Linked DNA regions of Homo sapiens: region 2 is linked to region 1. A link is a loop called in an ENCODE intact Hi-C map of the cell type or tissue named here. Cell type or tissue: dorsolateral prefrontal cortex. All regions are shown on one strand. Each heading gives the region's core, and the rest is flanking DNA. Links, peaks and the distances in the headings are about the cores only. Region 1 has its middle 280 kb from the start of FIGN. Region 2 overlaps FIGN (fidgetin, microtubule severing factor).

The links. Hi-C counts contacts between places; a loop is a spot of excess contacts. Peaks named below come from ENCODE experiments on the same cell type or tissue, not always from the same donor. Only the 100,000 strongest peaks of a DNase experiment are listed, where the experiment ranks them.
Region 2: it touches region 1 in a loop (2.4-fold over the local background); 1 of 110 quality-filtered maps calls a loop at or near these places.

Annotation. Positions count from the first base shown.
Region 1 is chr2:164,005,287-164,021,941 of GRCh38, reverse strand. No RefSeq gene overlaps it. Among named protein-coding and RNA genes, the nearest start is that of FIGN, 280 kb to the right of the region's middle. RefSeq lists enhancers at 6,165-6,314, 6,355-6,404. In dorsolateral prefrontal cortex, for the core only: a CTCF peak has its summit at 7,612; a DNase peak (open chromatin) is centred at 7,721; H3K4me3 peaks cover 1,131 bases; H3K27ac peaks cover 1,148 bases.
Region 2 is chr2:163,712,100-163,728,754 of GRCh38, reverse strand. All of the region lies in intron 2 of FIGN (fidgetin, microtubule severing factor), which reads left to right. LOC107985957 (a long non-coding RNA gene) reads left to right here. Exons shown (of 2, transcript XR_001739759.2): 1 at 1-16,655. Among named protein-coding and RNA genes, the nearest start is that of FIGN, 16 kb to the left of the region's middle. RefSeq lists an enhancer at 9,807-11,258. In dorsolateral prefrontal cortex, for the core only: a CTCF peak has its summit at 10,546; DNase peaks (open chromatin) are centred at 9,294 and 10,592; H3K4me3 peaks cover 5,724 bases; H3K27ac peaks cover 6,718 bases.

The sequences.
Region 1 (16,655 bases), core at 3,094-11,093:
AATTCATATTTAACCCATCATGGCCCTTGTCATTTCATAACAGAATTCCCTTCCCTATGAGACTGTAAACTGCCTGAAGGCATAGTGTTTGGCAGGCACTTGCGAGATGTTATTTTATAAAGATTTATTAAAATGAATGAATGAATAAATAAATAAATAAATAAATAAACAAATAGGAAATTGCAAAATGGTATGGGACACCTGTGAAAGACATGGAATCCTGCGTATCTGAAAGAAAATATATTATTTTGGGTTGAGAGGAAAAGAACACCTCTAGAAAAATTTTTAAATTGATGGAAAGATTGATGACAGTCACTTCTAGAATGGTTTCCAAAGGACAGTTTCTAACCATGGGAAATATTTAAAGTTGAAAGTAAAGAGACAGAGAACAATTCAAAGCATTTTCTGGTGGGGTTAGAAAAATATGATGGAATCAAAGATAACATGCTGGCAGCTTTAGGGAAGCACGAAATTGTTGGTAATAGGTGTAAAGAATGGAAAGGTTAGAAGTTGAAGAATCTGTACTTTTCAATCTATACTCCTTTATACTGTTCTGATTTGGAGACTATGCAAATGTATAATGTATCCAAAATTACACTTTAAAAAAGTTAGAAGAAATTAACTATTAGGAAGATGAGTAAAATATTCATCCTTCTGAATTTAAAATGGCAGGAAAACAATAGAAAAATAATTAAATAATCAATAAAACATAAAAAATAGATAAAATTCATTTTTCTCTAAAGAAAATTGCAAAGGAAGTTTGGAAAGAGAGTATAAAAGGTGGGAAAAAAAGCAATTTATTTAAGATGCCAGTCTCCTTTACAGAAAAGGATTAATAAAGCTATCACATGTAATATTTTAAAGATAATTTTCTGGACAATTCTGAACTTTACATCAGTGAATGGGAATGAATAATCAAAGAAGATAAGCATAAAAGTAAATATATTCAGGCATTATCTCTCTGCTTCCACTTCTTAACCTTCATTAATTGACATTTGAATTTTAAATTTTTTAAAAATGTAGGTGTATTTTTCTCTTGAATTTTAATATAGTGGGTTTTCATTTAAATATAGATATTCTAATAACATTTAAAAAAATCAGAGTTTGCTCCTTAAGCCTATTTATTTTACTTTAAAATATTATTTTTATTTCTTTTCTAGTCACAAAGTGAATGTATTTATGTTACAGATCCTTAGGATGATAATGAAAAAAAAAAAAGCAAAGAAAAAAATTTAAATCATCAGTAATACCACCAGCCCACCAGCCCACCAGCCAGAGCTAACAAAGCCAGCTAAACTGCCATGTTGGTACTATACAGAGGTCTGGTATTCAGGAAGAAAGTACTAGGAAGGCTACCATGATTATTATTGGATGATATTCATGCTAGTTGGTCTAAAATTTATTTTGACTGCCTAATACTGAATTGGACTAGTTTAAACACTTTTATTATTGCCACTGATGATACCTGTTTTCAAAATGAGATAACTCTATATTTCCATTTTATGGAGATTCTATCTCATAAATAAAGCAGATAGAATTTAGACCATATTGATCCTTAGTACTACTAAGTATAAATAGGGTTAGAAAATCCCAAAGGATAGTGGCGCATTGGGTTAGTGGTCCATGAAATTCCTAATCTTTCTTACCATTCCATATGAAAAAAAGTAGTTAAGGACATGAATAGACAATTCTCCAAAGAAGATATGCAAATGGCCAACAAACATATGAAAGAATACTCAACATCACTAATGATCAGGGAAATGCAAATCAAAACCATAATGCGATACCACCTGACTTCTCCAAGAATGGCCATAATGAAAGAGTCAAAAAACCGTAGATGTTGGCATGGATGCGGAGATCAGGGAACACTTCTACACTGCTGGTGGGAATGTAAACTAGTACAGCCACTATGGAAAACAGTGTAGAGATTCCTTGAAGAACTAAAAGTAGAATTACCATTTGATCCAGCAATCCCAATACTGGGTATCTACCCAGAGGAAAAGAAGTCATTATTCGAATAAGATACTTGCACACGCATGTTTATAGCAGCACAATTCACAATTGCAAAATCGTGGAACCAACCCAAATGCCCATCAATCAACGAGTGGGTAAAGAAATGGGAGTATATATATATATATGATGGAATACTACTCAGCCATAAAAAGGAATGAATTAACAGCATTTGCAATGACCTGGATGAGATTCGAGACTATTATTCTAAGTGAAATAAGTCAGGAATGGAAAACCAAACATCATATGTTCTCACTGATATGTGTGAGCTAAGCTATGAGGATGCAAATGCATAAGAATGATACAATGGATTTGGGGACTTGAGGGAAGAGTGGGAGGGGGGTGAGGAATAAAAGACAACAAATATGGTGCAGTGTATACTGCTCAGATGATGGGTGCACCAGGATCTCACAAATCACCACTACAGAACTTACTCATGTAACCAAATATCACCTGTACCCCAATAACTTATGGAAAAATAAAATAAATAAAAAATAAAAAATAAAGCATAAATGGGTGCTATAAATACAATAAAATAAAACAAAACTATTGAAATTTGTTTAGCCTGTGTCTCAGGGGACACTGAAGTTGAATCTAAATCTTAATATATTGGAAGAAACCCCCTAAATATCCACCCACTCATTCATCCATTCGTTCAGCCGATATTCAGTTACTGTCTATGCAGTGTGTCTAAGTCAAGTCACTGTCCAAAGTAATGAAGAGATATCCTTAACTCAGAGTTACACTGAAGGTGTACTTTAGTAGTATCACTAGACAGTCAGCTTTTTTTTTTTTTTTTTTTGAGACAGAGTCTCGTTCTGTCACCAGGCTGGAGTGCAGTGGTGCAAACTTGGCTCACTGCAACCTCTGCCTCCTGAGTTCAAGCGATTCTCCTGCCTCAGCCTCCTGAGTAGCTGGGACTACAGGCACATGCCACCACACCCAGCTAATTTTTGTATTTTTAGTAGAGACCAGTTTTCACCATGTTGGCCAGGATGGTCTCGATCTCCTGACCTCGTGATCCATCCGCCTCGGCTGCCCAAAGTGCTGGGATTACAGGCATGAGCCACCTCGCCCAGCCGACAGTGAGCTCCTGATGGCAGATCTGTGCTCAATCTCAACATCTCGGATATGCTCAGATAGAGCTCTCATTTGATGAATGTTAAACACATTTTTCACAGAGGTCAGTCTTAAGGCTGATATCATTTATTATTGATAATTGAAGCCATTTATAGAACAATTAAGGCTTTGTGCTAAGTGCCTTTAGATATTATTTTATTTAATCCTCCTGTAATTTTGCAATAAACATCTAGGAAATGAGTAGCATTTATTCCTATTTTTTAAAAATTATTTTCCATTTTGTTTTTATTTTTTGAAGAGATGGTGGTGTCACTGTACTGCCTAGGCTGGTCTTAAACTCCTGTCTGAAAGAAACCCTTCCACCTCAGCCTCCCAAACTGCTGGGGTCACAGGCATGAGCTACCACAACTGGACAAACCCCATTTTAAAGATGGGAAGGTTTAAGTGACTCATTCAATGTCATATAGCTGGGGGCAGCAAAAGCAAACTTAGAGGGCATGTCTATCAAACTTGTAAGCCCATATTCTTGCTATGACATAACACTGTCTCTTGCTTATCTCCAGTTTGTAGACTATCAGAGAGGTTAATACAATGGGCTCTGAAATTAACCTTATAGGGTTTGAATTTCAACCTCAACATTTGCTGTATACCCTTCAATATATCACTTAACATTTCCAAGCTTCACTTTTCCCATATGAAAATAAAGACAGTAATACCTGTCTCATAGGGCTGCTGTGAGAACTAAATGAGATAATTCATATGAAAGCATTTGCCGTGTAATAATTGTTCAATGGGAATGAGACAGTATTTATGTGATGACACTGGCCTGTTTTATTTTCTTTAAAATACTTGTTTAAATATACATTACTCGTTAGAATTTACAATATATATACTTCTGTTCCTCCCTAATTATATCAATAGGCCAAGCTACAAGAATTCGACTTTAGATAAACACACTATGGTATAGAGATGGAAAATTATTTACTTATAGTCTCACAAAAGTAGAGGAATCAGGATATAGAACTCTGGTCTTTTATTTTAATTTTTCTTTTTTGAGATGGAGTTTCACTCTTGTCACCCAGGCTGGAGTGCAATGGCACGACCTTGGCTCACTGCAACCTGCAACTTCCACCTCCTCGGCTCAAGTGGTTCTCCTGTCTCAGCCTCCCGAGTAGCTGGGACTACAGACACCCACAACCATGCCTGGCTAACTTTTTTTGGATTTTTAGTAGAGATGGGGTTTCACCAAGTTGGCCAGGCTGGTCTTGAACTCCTGACCTCATGTGATCCACCTGCCTCAGCCTCCCAAAGTGAGAACTTTGGTCATGTTCCTATAGTTCAAGTGCTACTTGTCCTCTACCATATTGCCTTATCTTTGCAGAAAATGAAATACGAGGAAAATTATTTTTCTTTGTATGTAAAAGCTTCCCAACTAAAGACTGGAAAATATCACTGAGGGGGGTGTATAATCTCTTCCCCCAAGGCTTCTTCACAGTTTGTCAGAACATAATCAGTTTGTGATAACATAGGTGATTTGTGATTATAGGCAATTGGTTGGACCAGATCACTTATTTTATTCCGCTCTAATCATATAAGTTTATGAAAGTATGAGACTGGAAAAAAAAACCTGCATAAGTCCTTTTAAACTCTTCCTGTTGTGAGCCTTGAAGTCAATTCAGGGAAGTCCAACTTTAAGGCAAATGCACTATCAAGAAGAATGGATGAGGGAGCAGCCCATAGACCAGCCTGAACGTTGCATTCCTGACAAGAGAATTGGCAGAGTGGAGGCTGCCTGGTAGGTCAATGGATTTGGAAATGAAAGTTACATCATGATTACACGGAAAAAAAAAGTCTCTGATAAATAACAAAGACTGCCACAGAGGCACATAAATAACAGTAGCTAGTAGCAATACGAAGGATACTTTTACTACTGCAGGGCTTCTAGATACTAAGCTCACAGGCACCACTCGCAAACTCAAGGTGCCAATAGGATAACAAAATGCAGAAGTAAGGTTACATAAGCTGATTAATTAGTACAGCAGCTGATTTACTTAAGTTTTTGTTGTTGATTTTGCCTTGCTTTTTGAATTATGTTGTGCTGTTTTTCTCTGGAACCTACATTCATATCTGTTGTCAGACAAAAATCTATTTTGTAAAGGGTTGTTAGTGTTTGATTGCCTCTTATCATGGATTATATATACATTGTTTCACGAAGTTTTGCTCAAGAGATCACTTGTAACATCCAGTATTCCTCAGCAGTTTCAGTCTGAGAAATGGGACATTCTTTACCCCACATTTTATAGATTTTGGATAATAGTATGGGTGCTTTTTTCCCCCAAGGCTAGGAGTAGGGCATATACTTGCCAGAAGCCACTGTGAGCCCAGAAACACAACAGCATGCTTATTTTAAATGATAGAACAAATTATTCCTGTTTGTGAACAAAAAAATTAACATTTAAAAATATTTCAATTTGGAGAATTTGGGAAGAATTATCAGCACATTTGAGATGTGGGAGGAGTGTTATATTTTATTGTAAAGTCATTTGCTAAATTATTTATCCCTGTTCTTTCTGACCATCTTATTAAATATAGAAGTGTATTTAAGTCTTAATATTAGAGAAAAGAGATTGCACTGTTAGCCACTCAGCTACCCTTTTATATTTGCCTGGTAGGTTGAAGCATTCCCTGGCATCAGTCTTTCAATAGATTGAAATTAATATCTCTAATTCCGACTTTAACCTAGGGGTTTGCTGTTATCTGATGGTATGTTAATAGTGCTACACGAGTCGTAAGCCTGTCCCCTCAACCTAGAGAGTTCATTAGGCTTTCTATGAGGTGAAAAAGAGGAGCAGGAAGCCAGTGCCAGTTATTCATTGCCTTATGACTCAATTCTAATCACTTCAGTGCATGTGACTGACAGAGAAATGCTCTCTGCCGTGATTGAGGGTATTGATTTCCCAACCCCTTTCGGGGCACACTAGACAGACACAAACAGAGGCTTCGGCTTTCAAAAAACCTCTTCATCTGCCTTAATCACCTGATCGATAATCAGCATCAAGACTAGGGATCTTGAACAAAGCCTCCGCCAATGTCTTTATTTTCTTTCTTCCATTGGGCTACAGATCTGCTGAGTCAAGGTGATCTTAATAGATCAGAAAGTGAACAGTAAGCAACAACGGTAGCAGCCTTTAGTGACAGTTGTTAGATCTAGAAGTTCCCATTACAAAAAAATGTAACTGTTTCTCTCTTCCTCCTCTCCACCCACATCCTTCATGGACCATTGGCTGGCAAACTAACCCCTGCATACATGGCTGAACACTCTGAGAGCCAGCAAGTGAAATCACTTCTGTGACCCAACCAACTGGAACACGGAGTGTGGGGGAGTGGGAAACATTCATAGACAATGAGCTAGCTCATGAGTTTCATATTTTACAGTGGAAGACCACAGGCAAAGTTAAGTCTGAATTATATCTGAGAACGGAACAATAAGTAATGTGAAACACTCAGCTCGCCCAATACTGAGTGCCTCTAGACAAAGCTTTCCATTTCAAGCTTTTAAATATTTGAAAGGTAAGAGTATGCTCTATTTAAACATTTTATAGAACATTTCTCGTTCGGTTTTTTTAAAGTATTTTGATCAGTCACATCTATTTGAAGCTCTGACATTTTAAAATTAAAATTGAAACACTGTTTCCACATCTTGGAAAAAATTTTAATAAATGTTTAAAATTAACTTGTAAATTAAAGGGCTATCTTTAAATCTTGGCATTGCCCCTTCCTCCAAAAGTGTGTAACATTACCTTCCTCAAAAGTTTGCTTTGTTAGGATTTTAAGGGGAATTTTTTTTCTATAACCCCACCGATTTGATTGTGGTAAATGGTTAATTTGTGGTCCTACTTAAAGAATTTTTTTATTCAGCTCTAAGAATTCCCTACTGAATGGAAAACAGTAACACTTATCAAATACCATCTATATTGCCAAAGTGTGAAATGTTTCCAATTAGAATTTCATTCATGTTTAGCCAATTTTTCAATTGAATTAAAAAAGCATAAAACACACATAATCTAATGTATCCTCTGTGACGAGTGAGTCTTTATTTTGCTGAATTCAGAAGAGCCTCATCCAATATAATCACTGCATTCATTCCAATTATAAGAGCAAAGTTGTGCAGACTTCTTATATGTTATGCGATGTCAAGAAGCACAGTGCCCAGCACTAATACCTCCAGTGAAAAAGGCAGCGATTTCCCACAGCAGCGCCTTGATTTAAATTACAGAGCACATTTATTATGCTTCTGTTCCTCAGACTGTGAAATACCATAGTACAGTAGCTTTGTTCTGACCCCTTCTCCAAAGCCCTGCCTCAAAGTGTGACTAATCTAGTGCCGGATGACAGCTAACTTCAACATCAGACAACACGAAAATTGAAGACACTTTTTATCCTCTTGCCAATCTGCGAGTGTCTGAATAAGCCTCGTCAACTTCATTACAAACTCATCATCTCTTGTGTAGATAATGATAGCCTAGGCTGGTGGAGAACTCAGCTTCTTGTTGTTTTTACTGACTTTCTCTGCCTTCAGGCCAAGCATCTGTGGGGATAATGAATGGAGCAATTCTTTTGGCACAAAACAAAAGGCTCTTGGGGTGGGGAAAGGCCCATGGCGTCAGTCTAGGCACAGCTCTCACAAACGAAAATTCTTTGTTATGAATCGCTCCTCAGAAAATAGCTCTATCGTAACCAGAGAAGTGAAGGACACAGAGTAACTTTGTACTGAGGCAGGGAGGTTAAAGGCAGTGACCATGTGAAAGAATTTCAGAGGGATTTGATTCTTCTTTTATTATTTTATTTATTTATTTATTTTAGGTGCCTTTAGCTAAAGCCTATTTGTACCAGATAGAATAACTGTACAGTACCAGCTGAACTATTTAGGATACATTCATTCTAGCATTTCAAAATGGTAGACTTTCTGAATTAGTTCTCCTAGAACTACTGATGGGGTGTGTACAGAACATATAGAGAATGTGAGAATATAGCAGTAGGGAATGTACAAAGATCCAGGAGCACCTTTTAAAGCAAAATTCATCTATTATACTAGTATATGAATATATATCATACCTTTCCCTAGTCTGTTGAGACAGAAGTTAGAGCTCATAATCATCCAAAATTTAAAATATTAAAAATAAGTTTTTACAATTTTATGAATTGTGTGATTAAGAAACGTGGGTGATAGCTAATTATGCCTTACAAGTATGGTAGCTTTATATCATTTATACATATCCCTAATAACTATTTGATCACTTAGCAGATTCTGCTACTAGGCATATTAATCGGTGGCACATTTAGTAAAAAAGATCTTTGTTAAGTAGTGTGGCTGAATATGATAGTTATTTTACCAATTTCTTTTTCTCTTTTTAGAACGTGAAGTTAGTGTGACAATCCCACAATAAAACCCACTCTCTTGAAATTTGATCATTTACTTTGAAGTGATATTCAGCAATTAAATTTTGTATTTCTTTCAATGTTCGTTATGAAAATTGATGTCAATTTTCTGTCTCCTCACCAATTGAAAATAGCTTCTGCATATTATGTCATCTAGTCCATCTGTGATATATAAGGCGTGCCTAGGTAGGATATTTATTAATTTCATTTTAGATTGATTATTTTCATGTCATTTTCATGTGGGCACTTAGGAAGCAAGGGATGAATGAATACAATGCCACTAAGTCAATTTATAGTATCATGAGCAATTCCAGTAATAACTGTAGAGGTCATAAAAAGAGAAAAACAATAAGAGCTAGGGAAAAGCTATCTACAAATCTTTAGCTAAGAGACAACTATTTTGTGTTCTTTTGTTGTTGTTGTTAAATAATATCCTTAGGCATTTGTTTCTCATAATTAAGCAGCAAATGCTGTATTTTACATGGAGATACACTGGTATCTGTGAAGAGAACAGATTAATGTAATGTTTTGCTACCTTTGACCTTGTATCCTTGAGTCTCTTGATTCTATGTCACCAAACATAGCACTGTAATAGAGTTGAGGTCCAGCTAATAGTGTGTGCTATTCTGACTGTCATGCTCCATCATTGTAACTTACTGCATGAGGTCCCCAATGTAGCCTCGTGTGCACATGTACACATGCACGCACATGAGCGCATGCACCCACACACAGAAAATTCCCACTGACAGAAAAAAAAAGTAATCAGAGAATGCTTTTAAATACAGATTTTTCATTCAACTCATAAACAAAAAAATCATCTTGTTCAAGGTCTGTGTTCTAAAATGTTGTGATTCAGAATGCATTTAAATCCACCTCTCTTATAAAGTTTATTAGAAGGAGATAATCACAAAACATCCAAGCTCTTTTTTTTTTTTTTTTTGCATTATCCCATTATGGCAAAGTGTTATCAATTTACATTTCAATTTTCAACCTATTAACGTTAAGCTTCATAAAGTGAGAAAGTACTCTATGATGTTTTTGTTTCTTGACATCGTTTCTTCTTAGATGATTGGTTTAAAAACAACTTGAAAATATATTAAATTGTTTATAAGTTAAATGTATTAAATAAATTATTCTTTTATTATCTACTTCCATGTTTCCATATATATATATATATATATATATATATATATTACACTAGTAGGAAAACTGTGTGAGTTTCAAGCAGCTGAGCATTGCCCCAAAGCTATTATCCAACATTTCAAAATTTAAGAAGGGATTAAGATTCCTTATGAATGCTGCAGTTTTCTAGTGAATCTTGAAAACATAAATGAAGAGGCAGCTGTAACTGTTTCTAAGTGAAAGGAATACTCAAGAAGTATGTTTGATTTTAAACAGCCAATCCCAAGCCCATTATGAGATTTTAAGCTCCCATCCTCTGCTCCTTCTCTTATTCTCTCATATCTTCCTTCTTCCTCCTCTCCCTTTCTTTCCTTTCTTCCAGTTCTCCATTCTCCATCCTCATTTTAGGTGGCTAGTCCACTGGACTTTAAAAAGCAATTTCCTTTATCTGGAAATAGCACTTTCTTTTTCCAAATTCACTTGAATATAGCTCTTCAACCACATCATGTCAATCCCAAATATTATCCCAGTGACTGCGTCTGATAGGTCCAAAATAGTTTGTAAAATGAGGAATAAAAAATCATAATCAGATAAACACTGGTTATAATTTAATCTGTTTTTAAAGCATCATGGAGGGTTCATTTTTGTGAAGAAAAATAAGAATAGTTACAACTTTTGTTACTTCATGTATATGCATATGTATATGTATATATAAAATTAGCTGCACAAGCAACTTGGAAAGTTTTCTTATCTCACTCTACCAATTAATTAAACCAAATATTAGGTAGAAATAAGAATAGCCATTTGGAGAAATGTCTTTGTGTATACATTATATAGAGATAGAAGTTACTTTCAGCGAGTAACTGCATGTCAGTACTAAATTGCATTTTATACAACTTAAAATTATTTTTCTATATTTTTCCACTTGAAATTTTACTGAAATTTCAAATCAAAGGCACAATGTTTATATCCACAAAATGAATAGTAAGGATAAAGCTTAATTTTTAAAATCTAGAAACAAGAATATCCTGTTAATGAACACCAAAGTAAAAATAGGTTAGATGTTCTTCCTAATATGGCCGACACTGATACATATGAAGCCATCTTACAGATCGATATATATGTAAACAGGATACCAGATCCCAAGTGCAATTAGAACATCAGATTGAAAATTCTTTATTCTACAATTAAAGCACAGGCTTAAAAGGAAAAACAGCACATTTCCAATTAAATCAACTAAGTACAAGTTAGTTACTACCAAGTCCCATTTCTAAAATAGTAGCTTTTGTTGGCACGCTTTAGGAAGTAAATATTTACCCAGAGAAATGTAATTTCCTTTTCATTTATTTAGAAACTGCATGAGCTGGTCTCCGCTTTCTAATTTTCTTTGTACTAGTTAAGGTACTACAGAGATTTCTCATTTTGATATTAGAATTGTGTAGTTGAACTTGTGTATATTTGAAAGGGAAAGACAACATTTTCTTTCCCTTCTTAATTAGTAACTTTCTTTTTTACTTCCACTATGCTTTTAGTAATTAAAAAATAAACCTTGATATAACATTGATGTTGTTTGCAAAGTTATTTTGAAAAACATCTGCTGATGAGAAGCATGCAAAAAAAAAACTTTCATGCCGGTAAATGTGATTGCTAATAATTTCATCATGATTGCTATGACTGCAATTTATTTATTCTTAATTTATTTTTATAATGAACTGCTTCAGTAATATGACAAATGATTCCATTAGTTAAAAAACTAAAATGTCAATTTACATGTGGTCTTTGGTGACTAATTTGCTGAGTTGAGGTTTTGGTTTTCATTATGATAATATTTGGCTATGCTCTATGAGCAAAATTTATGAGGTCTTAAATATTAATCTTTTGATTTTCTGAAACAAGGTAATTTTCAGCTTTAAAAATGTTAGCAGTTTCCCTTTCAGGGTCTTGAATACACAAGTTTTAGGCACAAACTTCTGAAACGTTGTCATCTAAAAAATAATGCTCACTTTGTTCCCTGGGATCAAAACAATTCTTTTCCACTAATGACTGCAAATATCAGCTCATTTCTAACACAGTTTCCAATGGCAAACATTACTCAGTTGTCAGTAAAAGAAAAGGGATTACATCAGCATTCGGGGGAAAAAATGTTCTGTTCCTTCTTACTCCATAGTCTATGTTCAATCAGCCTGGAGCTAATGGAAGCCCTCCAGTGCTGAGAAATAAACAAACACAGTTGGGCAAATAGTCCAAAATCAAATCTAGTATATAAGGTGGACAATACATAGTTAGTTCCATTACCGAATCCTCCCCTGGGAGCTGGAGCAGCTTCAGAGCCCTTCTCATTACACACCAGCACCATCTGTAGCCAGCCTGAACCTGATTTGGGAATGTATAAAGTACACGAAAAAAAATAGACTCAGAATCGGGAGCTAGAGAATCCTATTTCAAGTTTAAATTTTGCTTGTGAGAGATCATTTGGTTTTAGACTCAGCAAACAGCGGGCCTCATCACTCACAATGAGGGACGCATGTAGCAAGGATTACTTCAGATCAGGGAGATTGAAGGTAATTGCTACTTTCCACAGGGATATATCTAGCTCAAGTATAGCTCAAGAGAGTTACAGCATGGTCCCATTAGCCACAGAGCTTCTATTCCACTTCAAAAGGCAAGCACCCTTTCCCCGTATTGCTGTTGCTGTTGTTGATATTATGCATTATTGAATTTAAAATTGTAGATGGAAACGAAGCCAATGGCAATGGCATTTTTAAAATATAAACATTGTGTGTGTTTGTGTGTGTGTGTGAATTTTAGGCTCTGCCTCAAAAATAGAACCAGAAGTTTTTATTTACTAAAAATAAAATGTAAATTATTATTCATAGAAAGTGATGATGTTGGTTACATCTGTTTGGGGGCTAAATAAATGAGCACATGATTATCAATGCTGAAATATATGGTGATATTATGTGCAGTACTTGAATATTTTCATCCAAGATATGCCACCTTCCAGCAGGCAGAAGTTGCTTTACCAATGCTACCTACTTTCCCTTTTATTCTCCTTCTCCCTCCATTCCCCAACCAACCCCTGCCTTCATCCAGTAACAAAATGTCTCTGGAAATCTGATTTCCTTCCTCCGTTTGAATCACATTCATACAGAAATGAAAATGGTTGTATGTGTCTTTTGAATGCCCTGAAAAGTCCGAATGTATATGTGAGTGTGTAATTCAGGGAGAGAGCACTGCATACAAGTATCTAGAGATTCATAGGCAGGGTAGATCACTTTCACTGGAGAGGACCAAAGAAAGCACTTTGGACAGTGCCTGCTTCCTGCTCAAGCAGAGACTGCCCTTACGCAATCTGAGCTCCAAAAGAAATAACTACCCCTTAACCTAGATAAATCCCTATTCCCCAAACTGAATCTCCCTCGTCCCTCCTTACACTACAGATGGGAACCATTCACCATTAGTAAGCCCTTTCCCTACTCTAGCACTCACCTGTCCGAAGGTGTTTCCAATCTTGTCAAATTTCAGATCCTTTCATTGATGCTATGTGGCTGCAGGGGTGTTCATTGTGCTCCCTTCTGGTTTGGTTTGGGTGATAAGACTTTAGGCATGACCTGGCAGTATCCTCAGGTGGCATCCTTACACTCTGGAGTAATAAGCTGAATCTCAGACACTATCAACAAATATTTATGTATTTTTTTTCCAATCCATCCTCACATTCTGAGTTACGTCAGTTTGCTGTAGGCAATATTTTTCACTGGTCAAAGATACTATTACTGATGTTGGTCTCCCATCTTTATCCTGTGAGATGGATCTCTGGGACAAATCCTTCGTCTTTAAAACTGCGTTTTCATGTTCTTGAGCTTGTCTGAAGAAAGTCAATAACCCTTCAGAACACTCTTGAGACTTTAATTCACTTCCGTTTTCATCCTCAAGTCTTATTTAATAAATCTCCATCATCCTAGATTCTGGTGCTCACTTTTTGGGGGATTATTTAGGATGTGAACTCTGGAGTAAGATGGATCTGGAATTAAATCTTACTTCCAAATTTGATTGTGGACTTGTATAAATTATTTAATCTTTCTAAATCTGGCCAGTGCAGTGGCTCACACCTATAACCCCCCTATAATCCCAGCATTTTGGGAGGCTGAGGTGGGTGGATCACTTGAGGTCAGGAGTTCGAGACCAGTCTGGTCAACATGATGAAACCCTGTCTCTACTAAAAATACAAAAATTTTCCAGGTATTGTGGAGTGCGCCTGTAATTCCAGCTACTAGGCAGGCTAAAGCAGGAGAATCGCTTGAACCTGGGAGTCAGGGGTTGCAGTGAGCCAGGATCGCACCACTGCACTCCATCCAGCCTGGGCAACAGAGCAAGACTCCGTCTCAAAAAAAAAAAAAAGTATTTAATTTCTCTAAATCTCTGTTTTCTCAACTAAAAAATTAGGATAATAATGGCATTTGTATTATAAGTTTATTGAGAATATCGAATGAGTTAATTTATGAAAAGATCTTTGTCAAGTTAGTACATAATGAATGCTATCATTATTACTTAATAGTAATAATAATCTAAATCTCTACTCCAATTTGTCCCTTGCTCAAGATTTTGTCCAGTGGTTTCTGATCCTAGGTCATACCCACCAAGTTCTAAGAGCTCATCATACCTAAAACAATGTGCCTGAGTATCTTCTTAAAAAAAGAAAATAGCTACCGTTTACTGAGTAGTTCCTATTGCCAATAGTGAGCTAAGAGCTAAGTACACTATAGACAAATCGCATTTAATTCTTGTAACAAATATACAAAGTATGAATTACTGTTTTTTGTTTTTGTTTTGAGATGGAGTCTCACCCTGTCACCTGGGTTGGAGTGCAGTGGCACGATCTTGGCTCACTGCAACCTCCGCCTCCCGGGTTCAAGCAATTCTCCTGTCTTAGCCTCCCGAGTAGCTGGGATTACAGTTAGGCACCACCACACCTGGCTAATTTTTGTATTTTTAGTAGAGATGAGGTTTCGCCATGTTGGCCAGGCTGGTCTTGAACTCCTTACCTCAGGTGATCTGCCCCCCTCGGCCTCCCGAACTGCTGGAATTAAAGGCATGAGCCACCACACCTGGCCAAATTACTGTTTCATAAAAGAGGAAACAAGCTCAAAAAGGTTAAATGATATGTTCAAGTTCACAAGAAGTAACTGTCAATGTTGAGACCTAAACCTACAGTTTTCTGTGGCAGAGATCACCAAAAATATAACACCACCCATTTCCTCTTCTGGACACACAGAGCATATTTTCCAGCCTCCTTTGTAGTTGGACATCTCCAGTAACTGCATTCTAGCCAATGCAATGTGAGTCAGTGATGTGTGTATCTTAGATGCCCAGCCTCGTATAACTTCCCATTCAAAATCCTCCAGGCTTTTTTCCCCCTTCTGCCAGCTGGATGCCAATGTGCATGAAGAAAATGGCAATATTCATCAACCTGGATCCCTGAATAACTGCATAGACTAGAGCACATCTCCCTACTCATTCACTTTGCCAGTTGATCTGGAACGAACTCATTCTCTCTGTGTTTGAGACATATGCATTTAATTTTTTAATCATAGTCTGATATTACTCTAACTAATATAGTATGCAACTTCAAAGTATTCTATCTCTATTTTTGTATTGCACTGACATAAGAATTAGCCAGAAAAATGTTACAATATTCAGAGTCACACAGGAACTTTAGAAATTTTTCTCAGGTATGTTGTCACAACTTTGGAATAAAGGTATCTAAGCTTTAATTAATTATTTCAAAGTATTATAAAATGAATACCATTAACTAGACAATTATAAATTTTAAAAGTTTACTTTTAACATTTTCCAATTATCCAAAATGGTAAAAAAAAATAGGTAGGGTAACTTTAATCATGGTATTCAATTCTTTATGAATTGTCTTTAAAAGGTTCATAAAAATTATCCATTATATTCATGATTTTGTATCTCTACATAATTGACTCATTTTTGAACTAAATTAAATCTTGTTATCCCACACAGAGTCAATAAAAGTAACACTTTTATTTCATAATTCAGCACTTTTCAAAATACACATTTTAACCTACAATAATCTAAATTTAAGATTCAGTGCCATGAGAGGAGTTAGAATAATACATAATCAAGATAAAGTATTTTACAATCAAGCAGTTCTATCTTTATGTCTTGTCTTCCACATTTATAAACCATGTGACTTTGAGGTACTTAAAATCTCTTGGCTTTATTTTTCTCATTTGTAAAATAGGAATAATAATTACACTTCCTTCAAGGCCACAATGAACTATGTTTGTGCCACTGCACTCCAGCCTGAGTGACAGAGTGAGGCCCTGTGTCAGAGAAAAACAAAAAAAGAAAGAAAAATAAATAATAATTGCACCTCCCTCAAAGATTGGATGGGAGCAATAAAAGATCATGCAGAAAAAGCAAATCAACTGGCATGTAAGTGCTAAATAAATATTGAATTTTTAAATACTATAATTAGCCCTAATTTTTTAAAGAAATATCTTTAAAATGACCTTTAATTATAAATGCCGTGCAATATTAGACAATTAAAATGAGAAAAGTGTGAATGATCATATCAATATCTGCTATGTCTTAGTAAGAAGACAAATTGTGAATGAAAATTGTGTTTCCAAAAGATTTGGAATTTTTATTTCAGATTCCAGGAAGCAGAGATTTAATGGCTAATATTTAAATGACAGGGAAGAGATTTTTCATTTGAGGTCAAAAGCTTTCTCTTTTTATTAATGTAATGATGTCAAAGGATTGCAGAACCCCATTCCTCCAGCTGAATCTGATTCCAAATGATGATGAGTAGAATATTCATCAGTTCTCTCTTCTCCCGAGAGAAGATGAGTTAGGAAATGAGTCTCTATTCTTTATCTGGAGATTCACTGGAGATTTTTTCTTGTTTCTTCTCTTACAAGAGCAAAATATTTTAGTTCTCAGTCTTCTACTTAACCCATAGCTACTTATATTGCTTT
Region 2 (16,655 bases), core at 5,627-13,626, 300 kb after region 1:
AACAAATGATGGGGCAATGAAGCCAGCCCTGCCTTCACCACCTACAGACTTTTATCTGGGGCCACCTTTGTAGAAGTCACTAGGTTTCCTATTGGAGACTGACTATTCCACAATGATTCCATCTGCCTCTGCCGAAAAAGATACTAATGAGAGTTGAGTAAGAAAACTGATGGGAAATGAACCATTAAGTATCTCCTGCTCTTTCTATATCTGAACTGGGGATTGAAATATTTGCTTTTGTCTCATCTTGCCCTGTGTCTCATATATCTCCTATATATCATGTGACTTTTTGCTCAAGTATTCTTAAAAGGAACTTTGTGTGTGTGTGTGTGTGTGTGTGTGTGTGTGTGTGTGTGTTTAATGGTTTGCATGCAGTTACATACTTCAATACTTATCCCAGGCCCAGAATAATTGTAGTAGTAAGAGCTTAGGAGGTTCTCTGTTGCCAAGTACTGCCACTATCCCTCCTCGGTTAAGGCACAAGAAAAATGAGTATTTTTATGTAGAAATCCTACATTATCTGATACAAAATGCTGACCATTAAAAAAACGAAAGTATGCTCATTGAGTGACAGGAAGGGGGGGGCAGACCCCCAAATAACCTTGTTATAATAGTGTCAGTATTGATACGTGGACATTAGAAAGTGGTATTTTAGCTATATAAACATGTGACAGCTGTGTTAAAGAGGAAAAGTAACCATTTCATGCGGTAACACTAATGTTGCAGTATGCTGTATTCAAATCCTGGACTTAGCTTCTCAATTTGTATTGCAATAACCTCCCTCTCCCTGAAAATTAGAGTCATATGACTCCTTTACCAACGTTCTGTGCTGATAGGTGGACAAAACATTTACATCGTTGCTTCCCAAAGTACTTCTCAATGAGATCAAACTTCATATTGCGATACCTAAAACTGAATTTTGAAGTCAAGTGGCTTTTTCAAATCAAAACTGAGATATGATGGAATGTCCAGCAAGTATGGATCTGAGTGCACTTGAAGTTGCACCATTTATTTTCAAAAGATATTTCTCACATCAGATGACTCTGCCAGGAAGGGAAATATCAAAGAGCTTGGAAAAAGTAACTATTCTTTTATGTAATCCAAGACTGGGGTGAAAGTGGGGGGCTTTAAAGATATTTTTGAGGAAGAAAAAAATTGAACTTATTTTGAATGCCTTGTTAGACTTTGTCGGGAGAAATGCTACATATGAGACTTTCTAAGAAGAAAAATCTTTGCCCTGTGTAATAACAAGGCATTGCTCTCCACACTGATAGGCACTTTAATGAAAGAAAGCTGGGAAATAACTATTATAACAGTGTCCCATTTAAGTAAAAATTTACCCCACAGTTTAGGAATATTTTTTTTTTTTTTAACTAAGCCATTGCAAACTTGAAATATTTTAGTAGGTAGTTAGCCACAATTCACATTTTCTAATGTTCTGTGTTCTATCTCCATATTCTGTAGTATAATTTCAACGGGGACTCATCTTTTCCTGCTTTACTCCTATACTTGGAATCTTGTATTTTCATATTAAATGTTTTGCTTTAAAAATGATTAAACTAGGAATCTGGGTAAATAAGTGGCAATATAGTATATTGTTGTGCCAAAAAGAGCTTTTTTATTTTTCATCTGTTCATTTCTTTTCCCTTTCAATTTCAAATTGAAGATTGTAAACTCTTTCTTTTAAATAATATACCTCAATGATGCTAAATTATAAATCTTAATTCGGTATGATTCAGTGATTTTAATCTTACAAGATAATTATTCTGAGTAGGATAAAAAAGGTTCCCTTAAGATTGAAGGCATTTTCATTACAATCCCCATTTTCAGATCAAACAAATACTATGAAATAAACAGTACTATTATTCTTTTATGCTTAATAGTTTGTACTTTTCAATTAAAGTATATGGATGAAGAAATAAGGCTATAGATAATGGCAGTCTCATTGTTTGCAAACTAAGTGCTTTTGATAAATTTTACTGCTAGGAATTACATGGATCTAAGGGAATCTTTTAGATAAAAATTACAGTTTTGATTATCTAAATGGAATATGTTCTTGTGCATGTGCATAGATATATTTCTTTGTGAAGGTATTGATGTCAGGGACACTTTTGGTATTCCTTTATGAGTATTTAGGTTAACGGGGTTAGTTAGAAAATGTATCCTTTCCTGGAAAATGAAAAATTACATTCAAGCAGAGGTAAAAGAGTAGAACATATTCATGACTTTAAGTACTTAAAAAGATATTTTATGAGTCATTTTTGAAGAATAATTCCCAATATGTAACTTGTTAAGAATAATCACCATTTTTACTTTCTAAAGCACATCTATATTAAAACTGACTTTCTGTTCATGACTCGCAAATCTGGAGTCAATTTTAGGCCCAACTTACAAAAGATGTGGGTCTTATCCCCCCTGCCCTTATCGTGGTATCCTATGCCAGTAGAGTCAGTACAAAGTTCTCTTTTAAAGAGAGATTTTCATTTGCATTATTCAGAAGATTAAGCAACGTTTTTGGGAGGGAAATACTGATAGGACCCAAATGTAGACATTGGGACCCTGAATGGCCTGTATCCTTGTCTGACAAACTGGAAGGAAAAAATATTACCAGCTTTGGAATTTTACATGCCTATATGAACAGTGCTTTTTCTTTCTGTGGGAAGATTTTAAACATACTATGAATACAATAAGTGTTACCTAATTGGAAAAATATGTTTCCTATAATTCTAAGAGTACTAATCAACCAATCATCGATATCAATTTACTCATGGATGGTAAGATAGTAGAATTTTATTCAGAAATGAATGTCCAGTTGGAGCTGGTATCTCTTTAGAAAGTGAAAAAAATTACACATAAGCAAAATTCTTTTGGTAATTTTTTAAAAACATGGGTGTGAAATCTCCATCAATAAAATTTTTGGCAGTTAAAGTATTACAAAAAAAATTGAAAGCTCTTTATTATGTTTTGTTCTTTAATAAGCCTCTAAATGAGCATATACAGTGCAATAATGCCTTTTTTGTTTACTTTTTTAATTTTTGTCTTGTTTTATTTTGTTTTAGCATAAAGTAAAAAGAACTTATAGGTAAACTATTTTGTACTATTTATTTTTAAAGATATCTAGTAAGGACAGTACAACATATAATATAGGTTTGTTCATAATCATGGGTAAAAAATCTACAATTTTACCACCATGTAATGGTAGTTCCTTGAAATTTTACCCTACTACAGCAAAATGCCACAGTCACTAAGATGGGAGGTGTTGCTGATATATGATTGGAATGCACATGTATACTTAAATACATAATTTTTAAAAAAATTGTCTTTATTTTCTAACAGCTTGTTGGTGTCCTTTGCTTAGGGCTAAGGGGAAAATGTTTTCTGCTATTTTGCTATTGGCATACTCACCAAGAACCTTGCTGTCTAAGCCATCTTCCTACCTACCTAGCTGTGTACCGTTTTGAAGAGCTGTTTTTTTCTTTTCTTTTCTTTCTTTTTAAAAAATTTTTGATATTTGTCTGCAAGACTGGTTATTACTTGATCATCTGGAAAATCAAATTTCATTTCAGCCACTGGAATATGATACTTAGATCATGAGAAGTAGTTTGAATTAATTAAGAGGATAATATTAGGGTTTATATTAGGGAAGAGTAAAGCAGCATTTGTTGTCATGGACAACATGTAGGAATAGGGGAAGGAGGCACAAGTTCGAGAAAGTCATTGAGGCAAAGCTAACATTAAAGACTGTTTTCATGTGGTTGTTACACAGAATGATATTGGCAATTTTGTAAATTAAACCCTAATATTAATTATGTAAAAAAAACCTTATCAGTTATTAAGAATCATTGACTAATAATCAGTAAATAGCATGTAGCACTATTTTAACAAATTATATTCTCCGTATCTTTTCGTCCCCATAATTTTAAAAAGTGTGAAAACATATATATATGCCTTTAAAGATGGTTCAACTTATTCTCAGACTCTTTTATTCTCTCTTAACATACTCAAGTTTTTAGGCCACAAATGAAGTGACAGAATAAAATCCATTGAAGATGGAGGTATATGTCCTTTAAGGCTTCTTTTGGAAACTAATGTGTTTACTGCCATTATGGAAGTTGAAATCATTGAATACTTTGAATTGGTTTTAGAAAAATTTGATGTTAAATTTTGTATCAACTCAGTAAATGCTTGCTATAACTTCCTGACCAAACTAAAGCCCCAAACAAGCAAAATAAATAAATAAATAATAAAAAAACTTTTGCCTAAGCCCTACACCAGATCAGTTAGATGAGATTTTAAACTCCTCAGATGATTCTAATGTAAACCAAACATTTATATATATCAAGAGATCTTAAAATTTTTACCTTTTAAAAAAATGTCATTCTTCCTGGTTTGAAGTTAGAAAAATGAAGATATCTATTCAGAACTGAATATACTAATGACATGTACAGATAGCTCATCATCCGGCTGAAGTTCAACAACCTATCTAGACTTTTGAAAACATTTCTGTCAGTCTTGCAAGAACATCTCAGGAAAGTAACGATGATGAAGGACAGTGTCAGCAGAAGCCCACAGTCGAAGATCATTTTGTTACCTTGGGTAAGCCATTCAACCTCACTGAGCCTTAGTTTTTAGTTTACTTTTTTATAAAAGAAGAGATGATTGAGGTGATCCGATGATGACTAAGATTTCTTGCAGTTTTGTATACTCCATGACTGCTTTGTCATGGACCAGTGAACTCAAGTAACTTGGACCTTGCTAGTCGTCTAAAAGATGCAAAATATTTTTGTTTCTCTTAAGAAAGCTCCAAAAATTATCTTGGAAACAATGTAGAAAGCTCAAGGACCATTTATTACTTTGTTAAGCCCATCAGAAGAGATGATAAGCATTCATTAAATATGCTTACTAATTGGTTGCATGCAAAAGTGTCAGCAATTCTAATATCTTAAGAGTTGATGGGTATTAGTTAGCTAATGCTTTTCTCTTGTAAGAGATTTCAATAGAGTGGCAATCAGATTAACTTAAGCAGTGGAGTTAGAAACCTCAAATCCTTAAAATATTTAGTATGAAAGGTGGACTTTTATCAAACTGAAAGCAATACTTTTTTCCTGTACTTTATCAGCAACTAGTCTTTGTCCACCTTCTTTTTGCTTCCTGGCATGTTCTTCTTCGCTTGTTGAAATCCTACTAGGACTTTGGTATCCAGGTCAGTTGTTGCATCATCCATGAAGCCTTCTTTGAGGCACCCTAATTAGGATTGATTTCGACGTCTACTTAATTGTCCCTTAGAACATTTGAAATGTCTCCTTTAGATCACTTACCATCATCTTTCTCCTACTATAGATTGCTAGGCATTTGTGTTTCTCTATTATGAAGCTGTAAATTGCTTGAGAGCACACACATCTAATTCATTTTTATTTTTTATCTCCTCAACATGTGTGTATAGCATAAGACCTATAATAGGAATTCAATAAATGTTTGGTGAATTGAATTGATAAAAGCATAGGAAACTATCACTTGGTTAATATTTTATTTTATTTTATTATTTTATTATTATTATTATTTTTGAGACGGAGTCTTGCTCTGTCACCCAGGCTGGAGTGTAGTGGCGCGATCTCGGCTCACTGCAAGCTCCACCTCCCGGGTTCACGCCATTCTCCTGCCTCAGCCTCCCCAGCAGCTGGGACTACAGGCGTCTGCCACCACCACGCTCGGCTAATTTTTTTGTATTTTTTAGGAGAGACAGGGTTTCACCGTGTTAGCCGGGATGGTCTCGATCTCCTGACCTCATGATCCGCCCGCCTCTGCCTCTCAATGTGCTGGGATTACAGGCGTGAGCCACCATGCCCGGCCAGTTAATATTTTATTAATCTTATTTTAAAAAATTAAAAGATGATTTTTAAATATTTAAAGAATGGATCTATGAAAATTGTATATTTCATTAAAAAATTGAAATTTCTATATTCTTTATATAATGTTATTACCAAAGAAAGACTTTATAACCCTGAAAAATAGTTTTATAATTATATACTTAAAAAGGAGCTTACAGTCATTAATTCTATTTTTGTATCTCTAGATAGGAGAGCCTTTAAACTCTTTTATAAAAAACATTATGCTATCTTTAAAATCTTATAAAACATAAATCTATAGACTACTTTGATTATAGGTGTAACAAATAGCTTTAAATCACTATTCTCCATGAAATATTTTTTTCTCATGTGTTTGCAGACAGAAAAATTTGAGGGTACAGAAATCATAAAATATTAGACTCTGAGACTTCCAGATTGACTTCTTACCAATATAGAGTTGATTGACAGTTGGTCATTCTGCCTTTGGTTGAACGTGGGAAATAAGTACCTCCTAAGGCATTTCTTTCTATTTTGTCCTTTCTCTGATAAATAGGCAGTTTGCAAATATGTGCACTATCAGTATTCAAGACAGATTTCCTTGGAAACATGATGATACTGGGGTGGTAAAATGTGAGATGCAAACTAGTTGATCTACAGTTGATACGATAACTTAATTCGTGAATGTCTTTGGTTAATATTTTAATTGGGACCTTTATCTAACTAAATAGTGTCTATTAATTTATTTTGTACTGAATACTGGGCAGTAAACAATTTAGCTGGGATTTCACCCAATAGCTCTTTTAGGTGTTCAATAGCTTTACCAGTTGGGTTTGTGTGCTCGTGGAAGGGTCAGCTACTTTCTCAAATCTGCCGTGAATGTTACAATAAATAGCATTACAGTATTTCTAAGGCAAATTCAATTTGATCAAATGTTAAATTATAATGAGTTAGGCAACAGTATTTGACAAGATTTATATTTCATATTTGTGTTTTTAAACCTAAAGATGTACCAGAGAAAAGCATTTGCTCACATTATTTCGTTAAATAACCCAGAAAAAAACAAAGACTCTATTGTCATTCTTTTAAAAACACAATTTTACTAAGAAAACCTATAACCTTTACTGAAAGCTCACTCGTTTTCTTCCAATTTGGGCTCTTGAGAGCTGAAAAGTTCTAGATGCTATCTTACCACTTCATATTGAAATCTAGGTTGATGTCATACACTCTACGCAGAAGAAAGTATCTGTAGTGCTGATTGTTGAACCTGAATCATTACAAAGATGTGCCATTTAGTGAGCTATAATGGACAAATGTTGCTTAGTTAATTGTATAAAAACACTGCATCTTCAGCAAAGAGCTCTAATAGTAAAGGACAGTACATTGAAGGTAGAATAATAAAGATTGTGAAACAATATGTTAAAAGTAGCAAAAGCATTTTTGCAGTGTGACTTCAACAGTGAAGACCCGTGTGTTTAGTTCCTTTGTTAAATAGACACTTCTGGTTTTCTAGAAACCATTCAATGTGCTTCAAGTGAGTTAAAATTGTTAAAATATAGATTAAAAGCCATCAGATTGAGAGTAAAGGCCACAAATTGTAAAACCTTATAGTGGTAGCTTGCCAACAACCAACTTAAATCCAGGGAATATTTAAAAGAGGCTTAAAATTCTACTTGGTTTATAATCAGGAAGCTGTGGGGTTTTAAATTAATAAAAATATTCATGAGAATTATTTACATGTAAAATGCACCCATTTTCCTTTACCCTTCTGGTAGAAGAAAATTGGGTGATCCTTCTCAAAAGGGTAATCATGTAAGTTGGTGGCCACAAAGTATGAACCATGGTTAAAAGTCAGTGGTTAATGGTTTATTTTGTTGTCTGCCTTCTTTTACTGCTTCCTCCTTCCTTCCCTTTCTTTTTATTTACTTATTTATTTATTTTGACCCTATATGCATAGTTGACAGCTGTCAGTAATAGAATTTTTGGCTAGATCTAGACACAGCAATTCTTGAAAAATATGAAACTATATTTGTCCTTTTGGCCTATGATCTGAATTAAAAGATAAAATTATTTCAGGCCAATACAACTACATAGGTACATGCATGCGTGCACACGTGTGTGTGTGTGTGTTTATTTAGTAGAGCAACCTGTCTTTGCAACAAATGACAGTGTTGAAAGCTCTTTCATTCTGAATGGACCAGTTAGTAGCTCCATACAGACACCATCTAAGTGAACCTATTTAAATACCTTTCCAGATTCTTAACTAAGTGGTGCAAGTCTGTCTTGGAGGTGGCACTTATTTGTCCCTTAGGGGTTAAGTTTGGTTTGATATTCAGTTGAAGTGTCAGTAAATAAGATTTATGAGAAATTAATTAAAACTAAAATTGAAAATGGATGAGGTACAAGTTTACCCTAAAATGGCTTGAATATATTTGTCCCAAATGCATGAAAAGAATGTTTTCTAATGGACTCTTTTGATTAGAATAGAAACTAATCACAAATAAACCATTTAAAATTTGCTATCATGATACAATTGTTTTCATTCAGTGGTCGGCCATGCCTTCTTTTAGCCTTGTCTTTGTCCAGGGTTTAGTTTAGTCATGCATATGTCCTTGAAGAAATGTAGCATCTTTCACAAGATTTTGTACAAGTGAAATCAGATACCAATTTTTATTGCAGAACCAAGCCTACAAATGTTTCTCTTTAAAGACATTTTTAATAGAAACAGTAAGGTATAAATCATTTAAGCAATTACCTGGACATTGTGGAAACGGGGCTTGGCTTATTCTGTAGCCCCAGATGTTTCCAGATTCCAGTAATAACCCGGTCCAGATATTTACAGCTTAATTTTCTGTGCATGTGCATTTGTCCACAAATGGCTCCTATTTCCCATTTTCTGTTGGACAACTGGGCTACTTAGAGGTTTAAAAAAAATGATTTCAGCTTGGGTGATGACAAACATTAATGGTGATAATAAGTTGCTTCTAGAAACTTTGATCACTTAAAAACATATAGAGGCTAAATTTTAGAGGATTTTATACTAAAAAATAAATTGTTCAAATGGCATTTTGCTTTATGGATGAGACTGGGATGAATAACTTCCCCCATCCCTCAAAATTTTAGTCTTGATATGCTACGTGATCAAAGTGATTCTTCGTTTTTCTTTAAAAAATGCATATTCTGGCACTGGTTGGGTTATCATGCAGGCTGCTAGTTTTTCTTTGCATCACTACCCCACAGGTTTTCTTCTTCTTACTAGAAACTAAACAAATGGAAAATAATGATTGGTAACCATCTGCTGTGCAGAAATTTTACATATAGCAGTTAACTCTATTTTAGAAAACAAGACCAAATGAGTGCATTATACTGTTGCCAGTAAATAGCAACAAGCACTAGAGCGTTCCTTTGGACAACGCAGGCACACAGGGAGCCAACATTTTGTTATGGGAAGTCAGTTGGTTGGGCTGTGGGGCTGAGTGTGCCCAGACATTTACTTGTGTGTTTGTGTCTGTGTGCCTATGTCTGTGTATGTATTGCTTATGTGAAGAAAGTGATTGCTTCCTCTCTGCCTTCTCCTTGTGTCTCCCTTCTTACCGCCATAATTCCAGTCACGTAAATCAAAGTAATGTAGATGTAAATAAATCAATTCAATCACATCATCCTAAATCTTTTTATTCACTTAAGAAATAAACTTAAAATCCATAAAGTCAGACAGAATAAAGATTTGTAAAAGTATGTAGGCTTCAGATCGGAATCGTGGTTTTCTTCATTGTACATATTACAATGACTAGTGGCTAGCCAATGCATCTTTAGATTATTCTCTTGTCGTATCTTCTGCCTAAAAAACACCTTAACAGGAAATTAGATTGAGTATATGTACAAAAGATATTGACAGGCAATGATTATTCATATAGCTGCTGTTGAAGTATGGATGTTGTATTGAGGGTAGACCTATAATGAAATAGACAGAAGTAAGCTGTTACAAAGAATTTATTCAAATGGACCAGGTAAGGCCTGATTTTATAGTTATCCATATAATCTGTAATATGTCTCTCTCTCTCTCTCTCTCTCACTCTCTCTGTCTTATATATATATAATCTGTTTATTATATCAATATACTTAGGCACTCGAAACATACAATCTCTCTCTTGCTTTCTAACTTTCACTTATTTGATATGGGGATTTTGCCATACAGCAAGAAAAGTTGTTTAAAATGGGCAGTATATTGAGTTCAAAGGACCCATACAGTTCATAAATTCTCTGGTGTCTACTGGATTTTTCATCAGGGAGACTTCCAATAAAAATGATCTATTTTAGAAATAATATTGTTTAGTAGGTTGAAATGTGGTGTAATAAAATTAGACCTTCAGTCTTCTAAAGTTACTACTTAGATGGCACCCTTGGGATGGTAAAATGGCTGTATAAGCAGATGAATCAGACAGTTCCACTGATGGGTACATTTGTCAGTCTCTGTTACAGATATAATATATTCTTATATCTGTAATCCTGACACTGTTACATCCAAATGAAATCAACATGAGGTTGTCATCTTTAAGCAAATATGTTAAGTGTTGTCTTTTGTGCTTTGGATTTGAAAGAAAGGGGCCCAGGGGAGGCAGCATCATGCAAATGGAACAAATCCCATTTCTTCTGAGCTGTGCTGTTTTTCCCCTCCATGGCAGCTGGCTGTGTTATCTTTGTGTGTTTCTCTGAGTGCTGACAATTCTTTCAGTGATCTAAGTTAGGGCACATTAGAAAGTGGAAGCAGCTGTCTGTCGCTATACTGAGAGACGTGTTTGCTCTACTGCAAAGATGAAGGACCATGAATCCTTGACACACTCTCCCCCCTCCCCCCTGTACTTTCCAACATGATCAACATTCAGATGCACAGATTGTCTGCTTGGACAGTTTTTTGTTCTGACTGACAGCATCTGGCATAGACAAATTTAAAAATACATAGCATGCCATGCTTGGAATTGGAACATCCCTTTTTTATTAATCTTCTCATTTAAACCATTCATTTACATTTCAAGAAAGGTTACAGCTTGATATGGTTGAAACGTTGATTTTTAAATGAATAACCTTCTAATGAAATGTCTTGAATAAGTACCAAGCAGCCAGTGTTCATTAAAAATTACACCCGATTAACACGGCCTTGAAAGCCTGAGAGGAAAGGGATTTCTTATTGTTTTAATCCACAATGCAATCCAGTGTTTACCTTTCTGGCACAAAGCGAATAGAAATGATGCCTGTACTTGCAACACTTCTGATATTGAACACAACTATGATATCACCCTTAAGCCGACAAAAAACACTTGGTCTTGTTTAATCAGCTTTTTTTCCCTCTGAAAGCCCTCAGAGGTGTTAAATTTTTTTAAAAAAATTACCAAAATACACCTCTCTCAAATGTCCCACCCCTCCATCACCCCAAAATACTATGACTCTATGCCCACATCAGAAAAAGAAAAAGCTTATATGTTTTCAAGTGGAAGAGTAGTAGAAAACGCTTTTAGGTTAAATGCTTCCCCTGACCCTAGGATGGTGGATATACATTTATTTGTTTGCATTACTTTGGTAATAAAACATAACAGTGCAAAAATTGCTCTCTTTCTCTGCCCCACTCACCCCCACACACATTCACATTTCTTAACCATTCTCAATTCCGTAGTTAACCTTAGCAACATGCCTAGCATTCTTGTAAAAATAATATGAAAATTGGCCATATCAGTCAGTCTTTGGACTTTGAGTCCAGGGGCGGAGGTAGAAATAAGGGTAGGAGAATCCTCTTTTTATCATGCATTTTAGACTTTTCATATCACTGCAGACTTCAGCTGTTAACTACTCACTCCAAGGGTAGCTACATTATTACATAGTTCTAAGGGGTGTTTGGAGAAGGCAAGTGGTGCAAAATTGTAATAAAAAATATATTCAAGTGCTGGGTAGTAAATATGTAAAGCAATGTACTGGATAACTTGGAAAAACAGGCTTCAGAGGGAAGTTCAATTAACAGTTGTAAGCAGAAGAGGTGCTGTATTTCTTCAGCATGTGTAAGAGGTCACTTGCTTTAGGATAAATTTTGACGAATTCCAGAGAGAAATAAATGCTGAAATAAAAATGAAAACAGATTATAGTTTTATATCAAAGGCACTTTTAATTTTTGAATATGATAGGGGAAAATGACAAGATTTTATTCCATGGATTATATATGATTACTTTTTATATATTTTACTATGTTTAAATTATACACTTATTTTACTTTAAACTGTTATTCAAACAAAAGAAATCTTAGAAATGAACATTATCTTTGAATCTGGAACCAGTTTATCCACTCACCCTTCAACCCAGATGCTGGCTCTATAAATTTAAGGTAGACATAATTTGGTTGCTGTTTTTCTTTTCTTTTTTTCCTAAAAGCTAATGGTAGGGAATCCAACTGGAGTGGATCTATTTCCAGTGTTTTGATTGCTAGTAAATGTTTTATAATCAACATTTTAAATATAAATTACATCCTTTGTTATTTTCCATTTTGATTTTTTTTAACGACCAGTTTTTAAAGGTAGTGCCAATGTGCATATGTAAGCAAACTGGGAATGGGTTAAAGTACACAATTCCCTTGTGTAAAAAGCCAGGTTTAGCAGTAATGCTTTTAATCTGGACTTGTGGAAGATTCAGAAGCATCCATAGATCTGCTCCAGTAATTACCATACCCCAAGTGGCACTGGAAGAGACATTTGCCTAAAAACTTGATGTCTTCATTACGCTGTTTACATTTTAATTAGAAACATGAAAATTACTGATTCATACAGACAACTATAGTTTAAGTGGTTTCGTTCACCATCCAATAAATCATAAAAAAGCCCCACAGTTGGCATAAATAGTTTACTAGGAATCATTCATGGGAATAATGTGTTGGCACTATAAGCTGCTTAAAATATGTTTTTATTTTACCAGAGGTAGAATTTGCATATAAATTAGAGAATGGCATTTTAAGTTGACAGTCATTTATGCAGAATACCACCCACATGCAAATACATATATGGGCGTATGTGTATACTTTCTTTGAGTTTATAGGTTTTTGCAGTGTTGTGGATATAGATTCATACCCAGCCTTAGCCTATCAGTTTTTAAAATGAGTGTCCTCTTTTAAAGTCCTTTCAGAAATGCTGTGGGTGTTCTAATGCATATCCACAACCATATCTTTTATTTGTTGGGCAGTATCAACTTGTATAAAAGGAAAATGTTTATTTCTTGTATGTGTATGTCTGGAAAAGGAGTTGCTGTTTCATTTGCTCATTCATTCCCTCTTTCCTCTGTCTTCCATTCATTCTCCCCTAACTTTTGCATGTACCTGTCAATGCTGCTGCCCTGAAACCGCTCCCACTCAGAGCGGCTGGAGTGAAGCAGGGTGGCTGTCAGAGTCCATTCCTGAGTCAGCAGCATGTCCATTGCCTGAATCTTGCGACAGTCACTCATCTAGTTTTTCCTTCCCCAGGGGACAGGCGTCCTCCTCATCAGCAAGGAGGAATGACCCTTCTGGCTGGCATGCTCAAAATCCCGAATCTCCCCACATTGGTGTGTGAGTTCAAATCCCCCCTCCTGGAGGCAGGGCTGGGACTCTAGCTAATGACTCCAAGATACAGAGGGTCAGCGCACTGGTGAGCTCGAGTACTGAGGCATTGTGTGAGCCGAGTTGTACATTTTTCCCATAACTGCAGACTCCTCTCCTTCTCCTCTCCCCTCCCCAAATCCTTTATGGTAGATCAACATGATGCACAAATGAACCAGGCATAGCCACAGACAGTATAAGCTATTTTCCTTTTCTTTATCTTTATTAGAAAGTTACTGGTCATGGATGAAGGAGGGTGTGTTATTTTTTGTTTGTTTATTGTTGTTTGGTTGAAAGGAAGCACACAATGAATGGACATTCGCATTATGTGAGTGTTAAATTCACATTTTAGGCCCATCGGCTATAAATAAAAATGAATTTGAAAAATATTACATAGGAGAAAGAGTGTATGCATAAATGTTTAATTTGGAATGCTATAGTGGTCATTGTTTTAAACTTTTGAATGTGAATGTATTAGGTTGAAACTCATGCTAACTGCCTGACATGATTTCTGGGAATTAATGGGTATAAGATTAATTTTCAAGAAGCTGCTTTAGGTGAGATAAATTTTGAGCTTCACTTCTACATCTTTTGGTTTGCTTTTTGTAAGTTCTAGAGGATTGCCAAAGTTGGAAGATGCTAATCAGTTATTTTTAGTGGCTCACAATATTTTAGATTTTAATGGAAAGTAGCTAGGATCAGTTTCTTGGTAATCCAGGTAATTGGTCTAGGTAATCAGACCAGGAGTTTTAAAAACAGTAATTAGTACTTTGCATTTACGAGGCAGAATTCCTGAACAGGTTAGTTAGGGTAATAGTGGAATTCATGGACATATGCTCATTGGTTTGCTTTGCATTGCCTCTTTTTTGGGGGGAGGTGACGCAGGACACTTACTAGGTTTCTGTGCTTCCTAGATGTGATTAGACACAATAGTCAACATCTGTAAGGACAGAAACATGCTGCTTACTTGTACACATGGCAAAATTCTAATAGTTCTGTGCAGTCTGGTAAATCCTGTCTGCTTTATGCAGTGTGGCCCAAAACAGTTATGTGGTGAGGGAATGCTGGCTGCTGGCCAGCCATTGACTATGAAATCCTGGGTACCTGAGAGCTTATCAGTTCTTTTGCTTTGTAAAAGAAAAAAGTGATGAAAATGTTGGTAAACTGCCATGAAGGTTTAAGGCTCCTGGAACAAGGAGCCGTGTAATCAGATTGGAAAATGGAGCTTGAGATTCTCTGCATGGAGAGCAGCCGTCTGTGGACCCCGTGAGCCGCTGTGCAAGTGCCCGAGCTGACCACTTTGTTAGCAAATCAGCTTGTTTGCTGCAGCAGCAGGGTGGAAAAGACCAGAGCTTGTGATGGTATGTAACGGAGGGAGAGCTCTTGCATGGCACAATCTAATCAGCTTGCAATTAGCTCAGGCTCTACAGTCACCTTCTTAATTTTCTTTTTTCCCCCCTCTTTGTGTTAATACTGTGCACTTTAAACAATTAAGGAAGGGAAGTAATCCTTCAAGCAAATCAAAACCATCCTTTAATTTTATCACCCTGCTGAAAAAGTATCAGGTGGTCCACTGGTCCTCATCAGATGCTGGAAATTCTCCGGCTCACTGTAGCACAGAGAGGGGCTTTAACCAATTGATTTTTGGGATAATCTTTCAAATATCTTGGCAAGGAGGAGAAGAAAATGGTACATCATTTAAACTAGAATCAAAGTTAAAACTGATGTGAAGGGGGATTACAAATGCCTTTTGGTTTACATGCAGTAGTAAATGTCTTTTGGTTTATATACAGTAGTGCCTCTGTTTTATATTTTTAATAACCAGAGGCAGGCTCTGTGTGTGTGTGTGTGTGTGTGGTGTGTGAAAGAGACATCTGTGTGTGTATGTCTCATATATAAAATCCTTTATACTGCTGTTTATTTAGGCATTTCTTTACAGCACCTTTCTGAAGACTCTGATGACATAGCCACTTGTACTGATAATTCCACTACTTCACCTTTACCGAACTTGATTCACTAAGGTTTAAAAGAACAAGGCTATCATTGCTGATCATATGTGCTACTTGTTAATCCCTTAAAATAAAATTCAGATCCTGTGGGAGAGAGGTGAGAAGAACAAAACAGAGATTTGCAAAATTGGTGTAACAGTTTTATATTTTACTGAATTTAAGGACAATGACTTCTGTAATATCACTTAAATAAGATGCCTATTTACATAAACAAAATAAACAAATCTTCTAATAAATATTACTTAAGCTACTTTTCCTCATCCTCAGAGTTTTTGCTAAAATATTATTCATGTGACTGAATCTCTGACCAGATACGTTTATTAGGTGTTTGTCTGTCATGAGGTGAAAATGGGCACTATTTCACCAACGTTTACTTTAGAAAGCACTACAAGAAATGATTACTATAATAGCTTTTGCTTTTAATGGTTATTAAATAATCAATTAGAGTATTTTAAATAATTCTGCTGCATAATAGTCCATTTCTTTTGGAGGTTGTTTGTGTTAATAAAAATAAAAATTGCTATAATGTGATTGATGTTTGATTACATTAACATTGTATTTGAATTCTTTCCATGTTGGCAACATGAAAATTTATTTGCCTTTATTAAATGGAAAAATATTACTGTTTTATTTTGCCTTAAAAAAAACCTCACAACATATAACCAAGCATTTGAACTCAGCGGTTTTTATTTTAACAAACAATTCAAAAAGTTTAGGTGTTCGTGTATTAATGTTGCCTTTAAAATAGCACTTGTTATCTTTCTATATGTATTTGATTATATGTCTTACATTTTGTACTTGGAAGAATGAATTCAGTTTGATAGAAAATGAGAGTAATTGATATAAAGTGCATTTCAAATTAAGTAAGCTTTTAAGTTTGCCTCAGGGTTTTGCTGGTGTTTCTACAGTGTGTCCTTTTTTTGTTTTTTAACTTTTTTGTTTCTAATTAAAAAATAGATTAAAAGAAACATACATCACCTACACACATCTCATGCTGCAAAGATTCACTTTATATTCTTTTAGAGGACAAACTCCATTAGATATGCACTTACTGTACATTGGATTGTAAATCTTACAATTTAATGGTAATTCAGTGAGCAGTTATTGCTTCAGTGGCCTTTTTTCTTTCTTTTTTGTCCCATCTCACTTGTGAAATAGGGTTACCCTTTACAAGTGTCACATCCATAGATTCATCTT